2 separate regions of the Mus musculus genome follow, and region 1 is linked to region 2. Evidence: chromatin loops called from intact Hi-C (ENCODE). Cell type or tissue: heart. All regions are shown on one strand.

Region 1 (2,500 bases), 80 kb before region 2:
AGATAACCTGCGAGGGTAGCTAGTCTCTGACTACCATGTGTATCCTAGAGAATGAACTCAGGTTGTTATGGGTAGGGACAAGCACTTTTACACCCTAGGCCACCTTACCAGTCATAAATTCTTTTCTAAGAGGCATCTTGCTGTTACTAGTCAGCTGACTCGGGAGGGCCCGTTGGTCTTCTCAAATAGAAATCATAGTTAAAGGGAGGTAACTATTTTAGTATTGGTAGACCCGGTCCCTTGAGTGTCAAAAGCTTGTGGGCTGGCTGACAGACTCAGAACCGTATAGCTTTATGTCCCAAGAACTAAAAGCTAATGGCTCCAAGCTTTAGGGTCCACAGACCTATGGCTGTAGGGACTCACCCTAGAGGCTTTAATGTCTCTGGGCTTTGTCAATAGACCAGCTCTCAGTAGCAGCCAGTGTAACCTCAGACTCAGAAGCAGCAGCAGCAACAACAACAACAGAAGCAGCAGCAGCAGCAGCGAACATCACCTAGTGTTGGAGCTCTCAAACCTCAGCCATATCCCTTTACATCTTGCATGCTGCTATGGGTGTAAGGACCATCAACTCTCAAGGCTTAGCAGCTTCCAGGAACTCTTCCAGCGGTCAGGGCCTGCATCCCTCATCTTTGGCCTTGGATAACCTCTATTTCCAGGGTCCTGTATCATCTTGCCTGTCTCTGCATCTCTCTCTGGAACTCTGGATGCCCTCTTGCCATTGCTGTTGCTGCCACGGCTGCTTTGCTTGTCTTCTCACGCTACCAGCTCAGCCCACTGTACCTGTGATAGAAATCAAAAGTAAGCAAAGAAGTTTAGTCTCGGCACTCAGGAGACAGAGGTGAGGGAACCTCTGTGAGTTCAATGCCAATCTGGTCTACATAATTTCCAGACTAGCCAGGGCTACATAGAGAGAAACTATCTCAAAAAGGAAGGAGGTAAGAAAGGAAAGAAAGGAGGGAAGGGAAAAGAAAGAAAAGGCCATTCAGGAGATACCATTTGTTGACTCTTAATGTTATATCTCCGGAAAATAGCGAAAAAGGGTGTCTCCCAGCTCACCTTAAAAGTAAGCTGAAGGGGCTGGTGAGATGGCTCAGTGGGTAAGAGCACCCAACTGCTCTTCCGAAGGTCTGGAGTTCAAATCCCAGCAACCACATGGTGGCTCACAACCATCCATAATGAGATCTGACTCCCTCTTCTGGAGTGTCTGAAGACAGCTACAGTGTATTTACATATAAATTAATCTTTAAAAAAAAAAAGTAAGCTGAAAACTTTGGTTCTATAACCAAGTAGTAGGTGGGGGGGGGGGGCAAGAATGTCTGTACCAGTTATGGTGCAGCCCTTCATGCAAATGAAGGACTGTATTTGTGCCAATCACAGCATAGCCCTTCATGCAAATGAAGGACTGTATTTGTGCCAATCACAGCATAGCCCTTCATGCAAATAAAAGGAATGGTCTACAGCAATCGGTGACTTTCTGCTGGGCAGGGGTGAAGGTGGGAAATGGGGAAATGGAAGTGGGGGTTGGGGTGGGAGTTCTTTCCTCTTGTCTGAATGAGAGTTCAAGAACAGCCAAGATAATTTCAAGGTCACCAAAACTTATCTTATTATTGGTTGGTTGATTTTTCTGTAGATAGAGCTTATGTAGCCCAGGATGTTCTCAAAATCTATATGTAATGGAGGCTAACCTTGAATTCTTGGCCTTCCTGTGTATATCTCCTTCATTCCAGGATACAGAACCATGCCTGGCACCAACACACACACACCAGGAGTTGCTCTCTTTTGTAGAGCACTGCTTTCTAAGCCAGTGCTTAGAAACTATGTAGACCAGGCTGGCACTGAACTCACAGAGGTTCCCTGTCCAGAGTAGTCATGACTGGAGCACATGTTCAGCTGTGGGGGTAGTTAAGACCTTGGCCACAGCTGAACAGTCCTCAGAGTATCAATAAAGTAAATCCCCCAAAGCGACCAGGCTGTGACAAGGGCATTCCAGCCAAGGACCAAGGGAAGGGCTGCTTAGGTAACAGCTGACCGAGGCTGCCTGGCACGAGGGAAGGGCCTGTCAAAGAGCCAGCTCTTGGCAGCTTAGTCATTCCCAGAAAGCATTCAAAGATTGTTTATAATAAAGACTTAACAAAAGCTCAACACAGAACTAACAATTCTAACAGTCTTTAATGCTATTTGGTAGTGCTTAATAATGCTTAGTGGTGCTTAACTCCTGCCCCAGTACCCTAGATTGAGAGACTGTTCCCGAATCTGGCCTAGCACCATACGTCAGGTCCAGTTTCTTCCTGAAGTAGCCAGCTTACAAATTTCTCCTGGTGGGTCTCCTGGGAGTCATATCTTTGAGTTCTTTCTGCAATGAATGTTTGCATCCCTACAAAAGGTATCCACCGGGGATGGAATAAATTCGGTGACTTTTTGGAAACAGCCAGCCTTTGGGAGGTGATGATTTAGATGAGGTTATGAGTGGGAACATGATAGGATTTGGGACTTTTTGTTT
Region 2 (2,500 bases):
TTTAGCTCAGCTTTTGGTATAAAAACTACCCTTAGTTTGGAGTTTCTTCATTCTTGCAGTGAACTAAACAAAGTCCCTGCCTTTGGGAAGCTTACAGTCTGGTGTGAGCTCTGTTTTAATCCTTTGCAAAGCAGGTGCTAGTTACCTTCCCCTTCCATGTAAAATGGAGTCACTTGGGCACTCTGCAGTAAGTCCAGGATGCAGAACCTGGTTGGCTGCCTCCATAGCCCAAGGGGATTGAGTCTATAGTGCCCCATAAATCTGCCTCAGAGGAATGAGTGGTAGGGAACTGGGGTTTGGAGCCTGGCCAGCTGCCTTCCTCCCTCAGCAGAGGGGAGGGCTGGTTGCTGAAGACTCTGCTCTCTATCACCATCCAGTGTGTCTGGGGAGCCGGTCTCAAACCTCTCGTCACCTCCTCTCATAACACTCTGTTCCTAGGTTACTCAGAATGGGTGTCCTCACCTCTGCTGTGTAGCAAGGCATCTTAGGGTGGACAGTGAATAACTAGAGCCAGAAGCTAAAGTGGTTTTTAGAACATTTGGAGGATGGTGGGATAGGAGAGGGCCTCCCCTGCCAAGATCAGTGAGGCATCTGTCCAGAGACTTGATGTTGAAGAAGAACGTAATGTTGAGGGCTGGCAAGGTGGCAGCATATTAAGGCCCTTGTCACCGAGCCCAGTGACCTGAATTTGATCCCTGGGACCCACATGGTGGAAGGAGATAACCATTCCTGCAGGTTGTCCTCTGACCTCTCACCAAGTCACATGCCTTTCCCTCCTCTCCCACCATAATTAACTAAATAAGTATAATTTTTTTAAAAAAAGAGTTAACTGTGCTGGGATAAGTACCAGAGTAACTAGCTTATTGATACATCGCCAGCTTAAGATGCCTGGGTACCAGCACACAGACCACTGGCATTACCAATAACTTAGGTGACCCTTGCCCAACAGCTCCCTTCTCTCAAGATAACCACTGTTCTGGCTTCGGATACCATAGACTACTTTACCTACATTAGAATTTTATGATTGAATCATAATGAGGTGTGCGTTACTCTTCCTGTAACCCCAGTAGTTGACAACTAATGGATCTCTAAGACCTTGTCTCAAAAGACAGATGAGCTCAGCAGATACAGACACTGCCAAACCGGAGTTCAGTCCCTGGAACCTACATGGTAGAAAGCGAGGATTGACCCTGTAAGTTGTCGCCTGGCCTCTTGAATGTATGTGCTTTGATGTAACACTCACATGCACATAACCTAAATAAATAAAAATCACCAGGGAAGTACAATTGCTAGTCCTCAGTTCAACACATGCCCCATGCCCCGCCCCCCGCCCCACTTTAGGCTGCTCTCACTGTGTAGTCCAGGCTAGCCTCAGAGTAATGATTCTCTTTCTTTGTCCTCTTTAGTGCTGTGATTACTGGCATGTGCCAGGTACTGATCTGGGTGCCCGGGATATGTGAGTGAGCAAATGTATGAAAGTCCCGAGCTTCGTAGGCCACTGTGAGAGAAAAGTGGAGTAGGAAGTGAGACGGTGCTAACAAGGGAATACCATAGGAAACGGTGTCTTAGCTAGAAGCCAAGAAACAGCTAGGGTGCTGGACACGAGAGATGGCAGGGGATGTTCCTGCAGGTGAACAACATGGGTTCTAGGGTTTTAACTACATCCTATATGGCTGGGCCATAGGATTTAAGGCAGGGGAGCAATGGAGAGCTGTTTGGGAGTGTCTGAGCCCGATGATAGCAAGGTGATGTTAGGGAAAGGCAGGCCGGATGCTTGGGCACGGTCCTAGCCTCATGGAAGTCCTCCTGAGCTAAGGTGCTGACCTCGCCCATGCTGCCGCCCGCTTCCTGGCTTTCCTCACACCAAAGATGTGTCTTGCGTTGAGCCTTGCCTCTCACTTCATTGATTTGGGCAGAGGAACTGGCAGGAAAATGGTCAAAAGCTATCAGCCGAAATGACATTTATTTTATTTTTTATAATGTTTATTATTATTATTAATATTTATTTGTCTTGTATTCGTGTGCGTACATAGATGCATGAGTGGCGGTCAGAGAGCAACTTGCAAGAGTTAACTTCTCTCCTTCTGCCATGTGGCTTCCAGGGACCAAACTCAGTTAGTCAGGCTTGGTGGCAAGCACCTTTATCCACCGACTCGGCTTGCCAGCCCCTGAGTCCATTTTTTTGAGAGCTTACTGCATTCCAGAACCACACTTGTTACTTTATGTGATAAGCCCCTTTAATCCTCCAAGAGCCCCAGGGCAGGTGGAATGGGCCCCATTTAGCTAGACTACCTACATTGGTAATTTTGTACATTAGCTGGAAAACCTACATTAGTAATTTTGTGACTTGCCCAGTGTCATCTACTAGAAAGTTGTGAGATCCAGCCTTGAACCTCCCTAAGTATACAGTACTAACCACGTGGGAATCCATGTGGTTGAGGGAAAGCAAAGTCCTCTGGCCCCAGACAAGCTAGGGGAAGATTAGAAATAGTTAACTTCT

The links. Hi-C counts contacts between places; a loop is a spot of excess contacts. Peaks named below come from ENCODE experiments on the same cell type or tissue, not always from the same donor. Only the 100,000 strongest peaks of a DNase experiment are listed, where the experiment ranks them.
Region 1: it touches region 2 in a loop (4-fold over the local background); 7 of 42 quality-filtered maps call a loop at or near these places.

Annotation. Positions count from the first base shown.
Region 1 is chr8:106,435,956-106,438,455 of GRCm38, forward strand. It overlaps Gm51545 (a long non-coding RNA gene), which reads right to left. Exons shown (of 3, transcript XR_003947445.1): 3 at 1-780. Among named protein-coding and RNA genes, the nearest start is that of Zfp90, 22 kb to the left of the region's middle. In heart, no CTCF peak of the experiment used is centred here; no DNase peak of the experiment used is centred here.
Region 2 is chr8:106,516,445-106,518,944 of GRCm38, forward strand. The region is part of intron 2 of Cdh3 (cadherin 3); the gene reads left to right. Among named protein-coding and RNA genes, the nearest start is that of Cdh3, 6.8 kb to the left of the region's middle. In heart, no CTCF peak of the experiment used is centred here; no DNase peak of the experiment used is centred here; H3K27ac peaks cover 2,327 bases.